Regions from separate parts of the Mus musculus genome. Here region 1 is linked to region 2. A link is a loop called in an ENCODE intact Hi-C map of the cell type or tissue named here. Cell type or tissue: heart. All regions are shown on one strand.

The links. Peaks named below come from ENCODE experiments on the same cell type or tissue, not always from the same donor. Only the 100,000 strongest peaks of a DNase experiment are listed, where the experiment ranks them.
Region 1: a loop joins it to region 2, with 11 times the contacts of the local background. A loop is called at or near these places in 1 of 42 quality-filtered maps.

The regions. Positions count from the first base shown.
Region 1 is chr17:23,798,790-23,806,789 of GRCm38, forward strand. It overlaps Srrm2 (serine/arginine repetitive matrix 2), which reads left to right and starts at 4,436. Exons shown (of 15, transcript NM_001368687.1): 1 at 4,436-4,609. Gm52285 (a long non-coding RNA gene) reads right to left here and starts at 4,983. Exons shown (of 2, transcript XR_003952234.1): 1 at 4,901-4,983. In heart, no CTCF peak of the experiment used is centred here; DNase peaks (open chromatin) are centred at 3,092 and 4,192; H3K4me3 peaks cover 4,121 bases; H3K27ac peaks cover 2,795 bases.
Region 2 is chr17:23,666,038-23,674,037 of GRCm38, forward strand. It overlaps Bicdl2 (BICD family like cargo adaptor 2), which reads left to right. Exons shown (of 10, transcript NM_153784.3): 5 at 1-51; 6 at 712-909; 7 at 1,023-1,172; 8 at 1,512-1,642; 9 at 1,852-1,972; 10 at 2,066-2,584. The coding sequence ends at 2,227. It overlaps Thoc6 (THO complex 6), which reads right to left and starts at 7,840. Exons shown (of 13, transcript NM_001008425.2): 1 at 7,477-7,840; 2 at 4,755-4,870; 3 at 4,604-4,668; 4 at 4,412-4,515; 5 at 4,286-4,323; 6 at 4,156-4,204; 7 at 3,999-4,070; 8 at 3,810-3,912; 9 at 3,490-3,539; 10 at 3,354-3,416; 11 at 3,159-3,269; 12 at 2,939-3,073; 13 at 2,581-2,849. The coding sequence starts at 7,515. The coding sequence ends at 2,769. It overlaps Hcfc1r1 (host cell factor C1 regulator 1 (XPO1-dependent)), which reads left to right and starts at 7,571. Exons shown (of 3, transcript NM_181821.2): 1 at 7,571-8,000. The coding sequence starts at 7,946. In heart, no CTCF peak of the experiment used is centred here; DNase peaks (open chromatin) are centred at 7,554 and 7,854; H3K4me3 peaks cover 1,274 bases; H3K27ac peaks cover 655 bases.

The sequences.
Region 1 (8,000 bases), 130 kb after region 2:
CTATCACACTCAGCAACACTGTGTGTGTGTGTGTGTCCCCTGGGCTCCGTACAGACATGTATACATGCACTAGCACAAGCCTGTGAACACAAGTGTGCACACACACTAAAAAAAAGAGACATACTTGAGTGTAATGCATGCATGTTTGACTTCCTGAGAAGAATACATATCTATCTACTATAATTAGAGCACCAATGACTGGCCAAACAAATGATTTCACCCAAATCTAGTTTGGTAACCAAGTGATTTATTCATGTTACAGGAAGATGGGGGAGGACTCACAGAGTGCCAGTGACCTGGGCAACTCTATCCTAGCATGCCCATTCCAGTGTAGATGAGGACTCATGACAGTTCCATTGGTAGGTCCCTGCCCCATTTGTAGGCAAATCCACCAGAAACTTTCCTCTTGCCCAGCAATGGTTTCCTGCCTATGTACCTTGGAGACAGCCTTATGAGCTTTGTACATTTTGTTAGGTCTTTAGTCTTAAGTACCTTCCATGAGGAGAGGATGTTTTAACTCAGAAGAAATAATTAAACAGCCCAAGTGGTTCAAAGCATGCTTCTAAAAATGTATAGGATTTCACGCCTTTAATCCCAGCACTCGGGAGGCAGAGGCAGGCGGATTTCTGAGTTCGAGGCCAGCCTGGTCTACAAAGTGAGTTCAAGGACAGCCAGGGCTACACAGAGAAACCCTGTCTCGAAAAACAAAAAACAAAAAACCAAAAACAACAACAAAAAGAAGCCCAGAAGATCCCCTCTGGGAGCAAATTGGGACTATCCCAGTGTTGTGTTAGTAACTACAATATATTTCTTGCTGACCTCTTGAAAAAAAAAATCCATTCCTTTTGTCCCCTGACATTTCCTCTATGGCAGTTAAAATCAAATTTCTCTTGTTTATTCTTTTTGTTTGTTTGTTTGTTTTGTTTTGTTTTCTCTTCTCAAGACAGGGTTTCTCTGAAGCCCTGGCTGTCCTGGAACTGACTTTGTAGACCAGGCTGGCCTCGAACTCAGAAATCCGCCTGCCTCTGCTTCCCAAGTGCTGGGACTGAAGACGTGCGCCACCACACCTGGCTCCCATGTTTATTCTTAACTTTGAAGCCCCCATATTGAGGAGCCACTGATAGCTGGTCTTTGTGGGTTCTTCTTTTTCCCACCCTTTATCCCCCTCACCCTGATTTCACCCACTATCACTAGATAGGATAGAAAGGAGGGGGGAGGGAGGAAGAAAGAGATTCTTTTTAAATTTATTTATTTATTTATTATATGTAAGTACACTGTAGCTGTCTTCAGACACTCCAGAAGAGGCAGTCAGATCTTGTTACAGATGGTTGTGAGCCACCATGTGGTTGCTGGGGTTTGAACTCCGGACCTTTGGAAGAGCAGTCGGGTGCTCTTACCCACTGAGCCATCTCACCAGCCCCCGAGAGAGATTCTTTTGTTTCTTCTTTGATTAAGGCTAATAACAAATTGCAACTAGCCCCCCTGAAGACCAGCAATCACCAACCATGCCTCTTGGGGCTCTAGTATTTTTATATATCCTCTGAAAAGTTCCCAGAATTACAAATGTGTCACAATCCTAGAAATTATCTGCAGCTGGCAAAAACATGCTTCTGCTAGAGCATGAGGCAAATCACAGTCAGCTCCTGCAGGCAGTCCAGAGCAGCTCCACGTCTCTGTAGCTGGGATTAAAACCATATACATATATTTCTGTTGTTTTTTTTTTAAAAACAAGATTCCAGAACTCTTACCACATCTGTAGATTATACCAGTGCCTCTATGTTACATTCACCCATTTATTTATTTCATGTATGTGTTTTGGGGCTGGGGGTTGGTGTCATGCCACACATTAGAAAGTGAGAGGACAACTTTGCAGAAGTCGGTTCTGTTCTCCTGCCTTACAGGTTAGGTTTAGTTCCTTTCCTAGCTGAGCCAGTCCTGTTAGTCCTACATTCCTGCTGCTATTATTGTTGAGAAAGGGTTAACCCAGAGCTCAGGCTGGCCTTGAACTCACAGGGATCTTTCTGTCTCAATCTCTTGAGTCCTGGGATTACAGACATGTGCCAGCATGCCCAGCTTTCAATGTTAATTTGATTTTGAAAGTCTCATTGTGGGCATATAAAGGAACTCACTGTTGTCGTGGAAAAGGAGCATTTTCCCCGAGGGGTGGTCACAAACATTTAATACACTAATTCAGACACAAAATAGGAGCAATCTAGAAATGATACAATTGGGCTGGTGAGATGGCTCCGTGGGTAAGAGCACTGATTGCTCTTTCGAAGGTCCTGAGTTCAAATCCCAGCAACCACATGGTGGCTCACAACCATCCGTAATGAAATCTGACACCCTCTTCTGGTGTTTCTACAGTATACTTACATACAATTATAAATAAATTAAAAAAAAAGAAATGATACAATCTTTAAAGAAGCCACTACCCTTTACTTTCAACCTAAAATACCTTAGCTCCAAAGATGTGCCCAGCTTATGGAACTATAGAAGTGTTGGAGACTTGAAGGTAGAAATGGGACTGAGATTCCTACACAGATGGTGGCTTTCACAATCTTGGAATTCTAATACCTGAGTATATCCTTTTGTTGGTAAATTGAAAAGAAACAACAATACGAGATCTAATTTCTCATACTCATCTGTTAAGGCCACCTGGCATTATCTTGAAGGCTACAAGGTCAGCTTCCTACAGCTCTGCTTCCTGGGGGACTACTTTTTTTTCCTCGTGTCTTTTTATTTATTTATTATTAGATATTTTCTTTATATACATTTCAAATGCTGTCCCGAAAGTTCCCTATCCCCCCCCCCCCCCCCCCGGGGAAGACTACCTTTTAATCAGCCCTGGAAAAAGGACTTTTAAAAATTAATGGGAGTAGGCTGGAGGGACGGCTCAGTGAGACCTTAGAATTGTTCATTCAGAGGAGCTAAGTTTGGCTCCAGCACCCACCTAAGCTGCCTCCCAAGCCCCTTAACCGTATCTTTGGGGGATCTGACCTCTGACCTCTATAGGCACTGCACGCATGTGCACCTTCAACAGACAAACATGCGTATATTTGTTAACACACTAAGTTAAAAGAAGGAGGAGGGGAAGACGAAGATGAAAAGGAAGACGAAGAAATATGATGAGCAGGGAGTGCTGAAAGACTCCGAGAGGAGCCCCTCGCTCAGGCCTCAGGACAATATCGGACACCCAAGAACTCATGACAGACCGAGCTTGTTGCAAACCACATGAGGCTTTATTTGGGGAAAGCCAGAGCTCTGGGGACAACTCATATCCCACGCAGGGGTAGAGGAGTCGTCCTCGAGGGGAAAGAGTTTCCAGTTTTTATAGGCCCTCAGGGGGGAAAGGAGAAGGGGGAGATTAGGGGATTTCCAGATCTAAACAATGTCTATTCTCAAGAAATGGGTATGGAGGGGTACAAGGAGAGTCTAATGAAGGTGCAGCAATGAGCACACACCTGGTCAGAACATTGGCAGACACACAGGTTCAAGGAGTGGCCAGAGCATTGTGCACCTCTATTTTTCTAAATCAGTGAAGCTAGTTCTGCTAACACTGACGTCTATCTTGCCAATTTCAGGGCTTCTGTGTCCTTTTACATTCTGCCAGGATCTTTCAGTGCCTCAGTGGTGGGGCCCTTGCTACCGAGTGAGAGGCACTGGGACAAACTCCCGGAACCGTGCTATAGGGCCAGGAAATGGAACTGCATTCTCACATTCCTCCACTTACATGGCATAGTCTCTATAGGCGAAAAGTAATCACTTAGTCTCTTTGCCCAAAGGTAAGAGAAAGTATTTTTTAGTGGTCTGCAAGCCCCACTTCAGATAGGACTACAGAGGTGGAAACTGTGGAAAGCACCGGATACTGGGCCAGAAGCCGGGTTCAAGTGGCTCCAGAGCTGTCAGGTGGCTTGACTCTGAAGCACCTCTTCCTGCGAAGAAGACTCGGTGCTGTGGGGCCTCGTACACATTAAAGAAAACCATGGTCACAGTGACTAGGTAAAGCTGCTGAGCCACTGCCACCCAACACGGTCACATAAAATGGCGACCCTGCCTAGCGGAGGAGTCTTACGCGTTTTCTCTCTAAAACCGAACTACAGCTCCCAGAACTCTGTGCGCGGAAGGCGTGCGTCTGAGCTACTCCCGGGTGTTGTGGGTTGCGGCCCCCGCGCCCCTCCCCCCTCCTACAGAAGTTTTTTTTCAGCCGACCTTGCAGCTTCGGTACGGAGCCACGCCTTTCCCCGCAGTGCCCGACGGGACTCGGGGTTTTTCGACTTTTCAGTAGCACGTCCCTTCGCCTAAGGTCCTCCTTGTGGCTTCAACGCCTGCGCACGACGCACTACGGTTCCCAGAGGGCCCAGCGGCTCTCATGATTGCGTGCTGACGCACTAGGTCGTGCTGACGCGCAACGCTGCCCAGGCGGGGTGCGAGTGGCGCAGTCGAAGCCCGCTGCGGCCCCTGAGGAAGCGAGGAGGCGGCGGCGGCGGCGGCTGAGGCGGGCGGACCGACGAGGCGGCGGCTTCAGGCTCCGAGGGATACGAAAACTTAAGCAGCAGCTGCGGCGGGACCTCCCTGTTTGACAGTCGGCGGCCGGAGGCGGCGGCGGCGGGTGAGAGAAAGGGAGCGCGCTAGCCGGGTGGGGGAGGGGCGGCGGGCTGGGCCGGAGGCTAGAGCGCGGGGAGAACGGCCCAGGCCGCCGCGCGCACGCGTGCTCGTCGCCTCGGCCGGCGCGGTCGCCTTCCCTTCCTCCCCTCCCCCTCCCGCGGTTCCTGGGACGCGCGGCCTTCAACTCCTCCGCCCCTCCCCCACACGGCCGCGGCGCGCGCGGCCGCCTGGTCTCGTCCGCGCGCCCCCGGTGAGACAGCATTGCGCGAGGCTCTGCTTCTCTCCTTTGCTCTACCTGGGGCTGAGGAGGCCGTCGTTCCGCGGTCGTCCTCTTCGGTCTTTTAGGGGGCGGGGAGAGGGCGGCAGCGGAGGTACTTGTCCCCCGCCCGAGCTTCGGACCTGCTGGTACCTCTCCTCGATCGGCTCCGGCGTGGGTCCACGGGCCCTGCTAGGGGCCTGAGAAACGGCCAGAGCCGCCCAGACCGCGGGGCGCCGCGTGGCCCCCTCCCCCCTCCTCGAGGCCGAAAATAAGCTGGGCTGCCCAGTGGGCGGCGGGAGGAGGCCTTGAACTTTCGGAGGCCAGGATTTAAACCGTTCGTCCTCGTTAGTATCAGAGGCTGTGAGTGTGTGCGTGGGGGTGGGGGATCCCCAAGTCTTAAAAAGTGAGGATAATAAAACCGCGAAAGTATTCAGCCTGCGTGTATAAGGAAGACCAATGTGCTCCTTTCAACCCTGTTATTTTATTTCTTTTTTACGGTTTGGTTTTATGAGCTAGGGCCTCTAAATAGTCTTGGTTGGTCTGGCACTAACCGTGTAGATCAGGCTAGCATTGAACTCAAGAAATCTGCCTGCCTCTGTGGGATCAAAGGCATGAGACACCATGTCTGGCTCCTACCCTGGTTTTTGTTTTTTGTTTTTTTTTTCCCCGGAGACAGGGTTTCTCTGGCTGTCCTGGAACTCACTCTGTAGACCAGGCTGGCCTCGAACTCAGAAATCCGTCTGCCTCTGCCTCCACACCCGGCTCCTACCCTGTTTTTAAAAAGGTCTCCTCAAATATTAAAGCTAAGCCTTTTAGAGCTTTTCGATGGGGAAAAAATTCTTGACTTAATAGCCTGGCTTCAGTCAGCCATTACTTGGTGATGACGTTCTTCCTTGCTGTTTCCATCTTACAGTTCTTTTAAGATGTCTCTTAATTGTGGATTCAAAAGGAAACTATTGCCTTTTTCCGTGGGAGTGGGGCCTAGGCCTGGATGTATACTGTAGCTTGTATGTTTCATGGTGCCTATGCAGTCAGTAGTGTCTCAGCTCTGAGTTCTCTGTATTTTTTACTCAGCGTCCTTTTCCTTGATCATTGCTGTTCTCTCGGTCGCTGTTTCTTGAATATCTTAGTTTGCTAATTTTCTACCTCTTTGTATTTTGGCATTCTGATAAGTTTTCCTCCCTTGCCGGCAATTTGTTCTTGGAGAGGCTTGCATGCTTTGGGCTCCTGTTTTAAATACTTCCTGGTTTTGGTAGTTGTGGTTTCCCTTTTAGTGTTTCAAGCATTGTTTTTGGCTGCTGGTATGTAAGTCCCCCCTCCCCCTTTAGCTCGTCTCTGAAAATTCTCCAAAACTGTGACTCTAATACTTTTTGCTTAGCTTTCATTCTTCAGGTAGGGTGTGGGAGGATTTTTGTGTGAAATGGTGAAAATATGAGTGGTTAGAAGGACTGTTAGGTGAGAAAGCAATATAAGCCCTAGATTTAGAGTGAGGAAGGATTGGTTTTTCTTTTTCCAAGACTATCAAGAGTGGTTGTTAGAAGGTACTACAGAAACATTAGAGGGGGGGGGCTGTAAAAAAGGTTTTGCATTTCTTAGATTTAGCCTTATCTCTTACTCTTGTTGTCTCTCCTAGATTTACCTTTCTTGCTTTTAGTTTCCTCTTGTGTTAACTGTTGAGATTGAGTAGGACTTATGTTAGGCTTGAGGATGAAATGGGGCAAAAGTGCATCTGGGTGTTTGCTTTACATTCAGCATCTTCCTTGATTCCCCCCCCCCCCCCCCCGCACTTTGGTGACATGTCCCCATCCCCAGACTAGGATTTTTTTTTTTTGTAGCCATGGTTGTTCTGGAACTTGCTGTATAGACCAGATTGGCCTAGAACTCAAGAGATCCACCTGCCTTGCTTCCCAAGTGCCGGGACTAAAGGCAGTGCCACCAGAACCAGGCAACACACTTCAGTTTGTTTTTTGTTGTTGTTGTTGTTTTTTTTTTTAAACCGGGCATTGATATGGTACTATTTCACCCAGCTCCATCTCTGCTATCTGCTTTTACTAACCTCTGCTTTCCCCTGTGTGTGTGTTTTGATGCTAGTTTTCTTTCCCATGTTTGAGACCCTATTTTGGAGAAAATGTGTTAGAGGAAAAAAGTAAAACATACATAGTTAGAAGGGAATAGGGAATGAGTAATACAGTCCAAAAAACTGGAGCTTGAGAGTTTAGTGATGCTGAGCTTGGAACACCATGAAAAGGTAGAACCTTACAGGAAAACTGTTAAATTGGAGAGTAAAGCAGGACTTAGAAAAACAATGAAGTGTCAGAACAGGGATTGATTGATTGATTGAAAGTCAACACTTTTACATTAAAGGTATGGAATTTGAACATTTCTAGGTATTTGTAGAGAAAGTATGAGGACAGTTGGAACAGAGAACGAATTTGCGTTTAGACTGAGTTGAAAACAGGCAATATTTAACAAGAGCTAGCCAGACTTGGAGGAGCTGCAAGCCATGTGATAAACCTTACTGGGAAGGAAACTAAAATAATAAAATCACTGTAGTTGGTAGGAGCTATGAATATTTGGAGTCAAAGAGATGGCTCACCTTCCCCATGTGAAGTATAAGCTTCCCCAAGTGAAGTATGTCCATGATTTCTGTGTTTCTGATGTGCTTGCTTGCATGTGGTTTGGGTATGAGACTACATAGCACACTTGGTTTATGTTAACTAGCCAGTTTGCCTATTTAGATACCTAGGACTGTTTAATCCATTTTGTGTTTGTTCAAGTTAGCTTAAATATTTTCTTGGAGGAGGCTTTGAAAATGGACTTAGGCTTTTATTAGGTGATTCTGATCCATGGTGTGTGTTATGGTATTTGGAGGATTTGGTTACCTGTAGTAGTTACATTTAGAGTGTTTGGTGAAGATACTATTTGTGCGTATTGTGGCCAAACAGTAAAGGGATAGTGTGAAGAGATTTGAGAGAACCCAGATTCTTGTTTTCTTAGAGAATGGAAATATAAGTAAAAAGAAGAATGGCTTAGAATTTGAAAGTACATTGTGAGGACTTGTAAGTAGATGCTGAGTGAAAAGGATGAAGTGTGGGGAGGATGAAAGGAGGGATTTGTTTGTAGACTAGTGGAATGA
Region 2 (8,000 bases):
CATGAGGAGTTGCTGCTGCTTCGTAGAGAGAGAAAAGAACACAAGCTAGAGGTGATCAGAGGGGCTGGGGGAGGGGCCAGCCAGCTGGGCAAGGACCTTGGGACTCTCTGGGAGATGTGGGACTGGACGCTGAGGGCAAGTGGGACCCAAGAAAGTGTATAGAACAAAGGACAGGCACTTTTAAAGTACATCAGACAGCCTGGCAGGTCAGGAAGAAGGCCAAGGCCAGAACTCAGGACAGAAAAGTCTGGGGCTGTGGACTCGGTGGAAAGGAGTGAAAAAGAAGGATAGTCTGAATTCAGATAGCTTGGCTTCTTAGCCACACCCTGCCTCAGTTTCCCCAATGGGGTGGTATCATACACCTCAAAGGACTGTGGTGAGACTGTAGGACTCAGGAGAATCAATAAATGCTAGATCAAAGCATTTAGTGAATTAGAAGGAAGACTGCACAGGGGAGGGGACCTACTCTGTGAGATGACCTGATGAAGCCAGACCTGGGCAGAGGACGATGCCAGGCACGCCCTGCTTTATAGTTGAGGAAATTGGTGCCTGCAAAAGGGAGGTGTGTGTTCTAGGTAACTGTGATTCAGGAGAGAGAGCAGGCCTGCTCCACCGGGGTGCAGACCCGGGCATAGCCCTCGGGCGCCCCGTGGGCCCACCGCAGAGGGCCAGCTTCCTGCTGACAGCTGGACGGATCTGTATGACCTGCAGCTGGAACGCGCCCGCTTCGAGGCTGGAGAGGCGCTGAGAACGCTGAGGGGGCTGCAGCGGCGGGTGTCAGAGCTGGAGGAGGAGTCGCGACTCCAAGACACCGAGATATCGGGCGCCTCCCTGCAGACCGAGCTCGCCCACAGCCTTGACAGTGACCAAGACCAAGACCAGCAAGTCAATGAATGTGGAGGCTCTCAGGTGAGCTTGCAGCCTACCAGCCCCACATTCAAATCATTTATGAAGGATGCAGGCTCTACTCCTCCTTTTCCCAGAGGTAACATACATCACTGACCAATTCCTTTGACAAACAGGCCATATTGTCCCCTGAGACTCAAGAGACATCCAGTCCCCAGCCTTCAATACAGGAAGAGATCTTGGAGCCACCTAAGAAACGAGCATCCCTGAGCCCAGTGGAAATACTGGAGGAGAAGGAGGCAGAAGTGGCCAGGCTGCAGGATGAGGTGGGAGAGCATGGTACTGCACACAAAGCCCCCAGGTGTCCACTTCTTTGCCATCTCCACTGTCAAGCCCCCTCCTCCATGAACTTGTAGTCTACCTGAGCTAGTCTGTACCCCCTGGAAGCCTCAGGGGCTCTACTGCTCCCTAAACTTCTCCCTGCATCCGTCCTGTTGAAGGCTAGCCCTACCTCTTCTTTACTACGCCACCTGATTCAAAGGATTCACTCTGAGTTTGAACACAGGCTGAGTTGCCTGCGGTGTTTATAGAGCAGTCCCAGGTTGTGGGAGGGCAGGTTGTCCTCCAAGGCTTTTGTACCAGTCTGCTCTCTTCCTGGCCTGTAGATCACGCTACACCGTACAGAGCTACAGACGCTGCGGGATGAGCTGCAGAGACAAAAGGAGCTGAGAGCGCAGGACAATCCAGAGGAAGCCCTGAGCAGTGCGCTCTCTGACCGGGACGAAGCAGTGAACAAGTGAGCCTGGCATTCTCTTCTCCCCTGTTGCCTCGGGAGGGGCTTATACTCTATCTGGTCCTTCTGGGTCCCTGATTTCCATCACCCTGACAGGAGTATAGCCTTCATTTTGACTCAGAAGCTTCAGCCCCGCCCCCACCCCCCTTTTACCAAGGTCCAGGAGGCCCCAGCACCCCCCGGACCAAGTTCTCTATCCCTTTGATTCTCAGGGCCATGAAGCTGTCACTGGAGCTCAGTCGTGTCTCCCTAGAGCGGGACTCTCTGTCCCGGGAGCTGCTGCGCGCCATCCGCCAGAAGGTGGCACTGACGCAGGAGCTCGAGGCTTGGCAGGTAAGAGAGGGCAGACCCTGAGGAGGACTGGTGGACAGGTATCCTGACCTCATCCCACCCCCATACCCACCCTGCTTTGCCTCCTACCTTCAGGACGACATGCAGGTAGTGATTGGACAGCAGCTGCGCTCCCAGCGCCAGAAAGAGCTCAGTGAGGCTGCAGCCGCCCCAAGACGTGCGAAGACCCGCTTTTCACTGCGCCTGGGATCCGGGCAGAGTGGAGGCTTTCTGAGCAACCTCTTCCGAAGGACCTGAGGGTTGGGGGCCAGGGCTACCTTTTCTCACTCTGGAGCTCAATTTCCTAACAGCCAATGGAGCCGTGGGGTCTAAAATGACTTCCAAGGGAAGTCTTCCATGCCCCAAGAGGTGGACAGAGGCACTTTGGGTGCAGGGGCCAGCTTTGGGGCAGGTGCCCCAGGTGGGTGGCGGGGGCAGAGCTGTTTATTTTTTGAATCTAAATAGATCTATCTTTTCTAAGCGCCAGGTCCTGCCCCATCTGTGCGAGAGGGGTGGGGATGGGTATTTATGTGTAAGGATAAGTCAGAGCTATATATATAAATCACTATACTTAATTGGTCTCCATTTTTGGGGAATAAAATGCAAACAAGAAAAGCCTAAAATTTTATTTTGACAGGACAACAAAAGCTGAATGTAACGGTTCACCAAGCTAAATCTCATACAGGAGTTTGAGATCAAGCTAAGCCAAATGAGTTCCAGGCCAGCCTGAGCTAAAGTTTAAAACCCCTATCCCAAAACACAAGCATCACTCTAGCTCCTGAAATACAGGGTCATGATGTCAAAAGGACAAAGAGAAGGCTCGGTAGCCCAGGTTGGTAAAGACATCTACTCGACAGCTGTTGCCCGATGCAGTCAGGACCTAAAGGCAAAGAAGACAAAGAAGACATACCTGGCTAAGTCGCCCATCTACAGGCCTGGAGAGACCCCCATGGCCATTCCAAGACCCACCTTGCACTCTGGGGCTGCTGGCTGCTGGTTGAGGCTCAGGCTGAGCAGCCCTGGGGAGGAGCCAGGCACCTGGGCCTTAAGCTCCCCGCTCAGTTGCCAGTGATTGACACAACAGCCCTGGCCAGCAGACAGGATCTGTGGAGGACAAAGAGGAGGTGCAGGGGTCAGGTCTAGGTGGGGGCACTGGATAGTGGGACAGGATCAAGACAGGGGGTCTCACCAGATCCTGGTAGAAGGTGACGTGCTTCTGTGGTGCTCGAATAGGAAAGACGGTAGTGGGTGTGGAAGACCTGAGGTGCCAGAGGGTGAGGGCTGGGCCCCCTCCACAGACCTGAACAGAGAGGTGGCAGGCTCCGGTCACTGTGAGCCATGGACCTTCAGTGGCCACTCTCACCCGACACTCTGCCCAGCTTACCATCCAGTCTGAGTCAGTGGCCAAGCAGCCAATCCAGCGCCCATTATGGGGCCTCGAGCACTCCTGCAAAGGAGGAAAGACGTGAGGGCATCTGAGGGCGGATGAGGAAGAGGGCACGGGCGCACTCTCTCCTCACCTCATGCTTGTAGACTTCGATGGTCTGGACCTCTTTGGCTATACGGAGATCTGTGGGAAAATAAAACCACCAAGGCTCCTGGTGAGCCACAAGCCTGAGACACCCCCACCCCCACTTTCTCATTTTTTGTCTTTTTTTTTTTTTAGTTTTTCTAGACAAGGTCTCTACATAGCTCAGGCTGTCCTAGAAGTCAGTATGTACACCAGCCTGCCTCAGAATCACAGAGATCCACCTGCCTCTGCCTCCCAAGTGCTGGGATGAAAGGCTTGAGCCACTAGGCCTGGCTTACTTTCGTCCCCTGTAATTGGAATTTTCCTTACCCCAAAGCCGTACAGCTCCATCCTCACCGCCAGACAATACCTCAGGGCTGCGCTCCCTCAGTGCCAGGCAATGGATGTAGTCTGTGTGGCCCCGGAGGGCCCGCTGCAGGGAAGAGCGGTGGACGGCTCAGGAGATGCAGGAAACACAGGGCAGGCCCAGACTTGCCCTGGCCCCAGACCTCCACTCACTGTGAAGGCCCCAGTTTCCAGATCCATACTGTGCAGCTGACAATCTCCCCCAGCCAGGATGAGCGAATTCTCCTGTGGAGGGAGACAAGAGGGAGCTGAAAGTCCTCGTCCATCAGGGTAGGGAACAAGTTCTTGAATGGTCATAAAGAGCTCAGACCTTGGGGACAAGCAGCAAGGCATTGATTTCGGGTACTTCCAGACTGGTCCTAGGTGGAGGAAGAGAAGGGTCAAAATCACAGAGAGTGTCCGTGACCTCACCTGCCTCCCCCACCGTGGTCCTGGCTCACCTGTATGGAGGCTGGCGACGCCACAGTTCCTTACAGCCCTTCATGGAGAAACACAGGAGGAAACCCTGATCCCCACACCTCTGAGGTGGGGAAGGTCAGCCCTGCCCTAGGCTCCAGACTTCTTACCTTCTTGAGAATTTCTGCCCAAAGCCAACCCTTGACCTCTCCATCGCCAGCACTGAGTAGGTGTCGATCTGTGGAGACCATGCTGTAGACAGGCCCGTCATGGGCTAGAGAGACACAGAAAACTCTCATTAGCCCCTGTGAGCCCTTCTCTCTCCTGAGGTCACCTGAACCACTCTCAACAGCTATACCCACCGTGGAAGACCACCACCGGTTTTTTGCTTTCTTCTTTGGCCTCTGAACTTAAGGCAGCAGACAAACTGAAAGAGAGGTAGGGAGCCAAGTCAAAGCCAAGGAGGCTCAAGTGCCAGGGCTCCTGTGTGGTAGGAATCAGGGTTGAGGGTACCTGAAGATGGCAATCTGCCCGTAATTGTTGCCAGCTGCCAGAAACTTCCCGCAGGGGGAGACACTCTGGGAAAAGATGGTCATGTGCAGTCGCTGCAGGGCCTGAAATACCTCAGCCTGTGGAAAAGGGTGATCAAGAGAGTCTAAGAAGTCTGGGGCCACCTCCTACAGACTTCTGCTTACCCACCCCACCCCCACCCCCACCCCCGCCCAGGCTTCTCAGCCCATCTCAGCCAGGATGAGAGGCATCAGCCCATACAAAGTGACTCCAGGAAGAGAGTGGAAAAAAGAACCGAGGAGCCACAGCTTGCCGGCGGTGGTGGCGCAAGCCTTTAATCCCAGCACTTGGGAGGCAGAGGCAGGAGGATTTCTGAGTTCGAGGCCAGCCTGGTCTACAAAGTGAGTTCCAGGACAGCCAGGGCTATACAGAGAAACCCTGTCTCAAAAAAAAAAAAAAAAACCAAAAACAAAACCTAAGACTTTGAGCAAGACCAAGCCTCCTCCCATTGGCTGAACAGACAGATGGCACTCACAAGAAATTCTGTCATGATTAGGTAAACTAACAAATCTTGAGAGCACTGAAGCCAGAGGGAGTTGTATAGAATGTAACCCCAGCACATGAGAGTTGGAGGCAGGGAAACTCACTGGTAACTCAAGGTTATGCCCAGCTAGACAGTGAATTCAAAGGCAGCCTGGGCTACATGAGACAGTCTCAAGTACACACTAAGGATGGAATTGAATTGGTAGAGTGCTTGCTTAGCACAGCACACTGCATAAAGCAAGCACACACATGTAGCCTGTGATCCCAGCACTCTGAAGGTACAAGCAGAAGGACACATTCCACTACGTGACAAACCTCAGGCCAGCCTGAAATATCTCAGACCCTATCTCAAAAATCTAAGTGACTCAAAATAATCTTTAAAAAATGGGGGTGCGGGGGAGGAGGTCTGGAAGATGGCTCAGCAGGGAAGTGTGCGCCACTCTTGCAGAGGATCCCCAAAGCACCCACATGGCAGATCACAACCACCTGCACCTCAGTTCCAGGAGGGCCCAGCCCCCTCCCTCTACTGCACCTCTCTCTCCTTTCTCCCCCTCTCCCCTCCCCTTTTCTCTCTGTCTCTCTCTTTCTACCCCCACCCCTCAGAAAAAGGTTCTCACCAGGAACCCTCTCTGGCCCAGAACTCACTATGTAGATTAGGCTGGTCCCAGAGAGATCTTCTTGCTTCTGTCTTGTGCATGAGTGTACATGCATGTGTGTGTGTGTGCATGTACATGCGTGCGTGTGTGCGAGTGTATGTGCAGTGTCGAGTGTTGGACCTCCTGGAACTGGATTACAAGCAGCTGTAAGCCCACTCCTATATGGGTACTAGGAGCTGAACTTGGTTTCTTTGGAAGAGTAGCAAGTGCTGGGCCATTTCTCCACTCCCCTGTGATACCCTTTCTGGCCTCTAAGGGTACCATAGCACACATACAACATGTAAGCAAAACACTTACATACATAAAACAATGAGAAAACTTTACAAGGAAATAAGTAAGCCAAGTGTGGTGGCATGCCTTTAATCTGTTCCGACAATTGAGAGGAGGCAGTTAGGTAAATCTCTGAGTTCCTGGCCAGTTTGATGTACATATATGGGCAATGGTGACACATGCCTTTAATCCCAGCACTTGGGAGGCAGAAGCAGGCAGATCTCTGTAAATTTGAGGCCAAACTGGTCTACAGAGCAAGTTCCAGGACAGCCAAGGCCACACAGAGAAACCCTGTCTCAAAATGTGTGTGTGTGTGTGTGTGTGTGTGTGTGTGTGTGTGTGTACGAGCAAGCACAGTGGTTCTTGGGGCTGAGGGTAACTGCTCATGGTAGACCATGCTCTTTTCTTCCTTTTTAAGATTTACTTTACTGATTTTAATTATTTGTATTTTGTATAAGTGTGTGAGGGAAGTATATACAAGTACGTCCACAGGGGCCAGAGGATTGGCTCCCCTGTAGCTGGAATTAACAGGCAATTACAAGCTTTGGAACTTGAGTGCTGGCACCCAGCTCAGATCCTCCACTCTCTCTCCATACCCAAAAACCTATTCTTACTCAAAGCTCAGCGTTTGAGCACCAGCATTGTAGATATTGGGCTTTGCAGCACACCCAATAGCCTGGAGCACTCAGTGGAGGTGAAGGCAGGAAGAACAGAAGTTCAAGGACATTCTCCAGTATATAACAAAGTTCAAGACTTACGAGACTGTCTCACACCAGTAAGCAGTGGGCTGAGCTGTAACTAAATAATAGAGCACATTCTTATGAAGACCAAGACCCTGGGTTTAAAGGGGGAGGGGCACCTCATTTACAATTACGATGAACTTTTTTTTTTTTTTTTTGAGTCAGGGTCTAACTATATAGCATTGGATGACATGGAATTCACTAAGTAGCAGGCTGGTTTCTAACTCACAAGAGATATGTCTCCCTCTGCCTTCCCAGTGCTAGGATCGTAAATGTGCCACCACCTCCAACGGCGCAAATTTTTTTAAGTGGCTCTATTATCCCGCACAGGAAAATGTACCAACATCTAATCCTTCAGTCACTATTAGATCTCAAGGTTCCGGATCACTTTTCGTGGGCTCAGGGTACAAGTCCCACAAATCACCTATGAACACTGGGTATCCTGGAACACTCCAGGGGTAGATGTCAGAGCAAGACTACAAACCCCAGAAGGCACTGTGCATACACTCGACTCACCTGACCCAGAGGCACCGCGAGCGGTGCGGCATGCTCCATCTTGAGAACTACAAGTCCCAGAGGGCTCTACGTGTGACACAATCTCTCGACGCACGACACAACCTCTCGATTCCGGACGTGCCTGATGGTGGCTCTTCTCGTTACGCCCCAAGACCTAGCACTGCCTGTCGCCCAGCAACTAAGGCGGCAGGTCCGTGCTGTCTCGAACCACAGAAACCTAGGAGAACTACACGAAGCACCCTTATGCTAAAAAGCGCCCAGAACTATCCAGCCACGCCGGATCCCCTCCCCCACCGCGCCGACCTGTCCCGCCTTCTAACCTCTAACCTGATTCCTGTCTTCCGCGCCTGCGTAAAACGTCTCCAGTGCGCACGCCGGTAGGCCCGCCCCTCGCGCTGTACCACGCCCTCAAAGGCTCCGCCTCTGCTGCTTGAATCCCACCCCTCTATCTGCAGGACCCTGAGCCGTAATGATCCTGCAACAGCCCCTGGAGCGAGGTCCCCCAAGTCGGGACCCACGGGCCA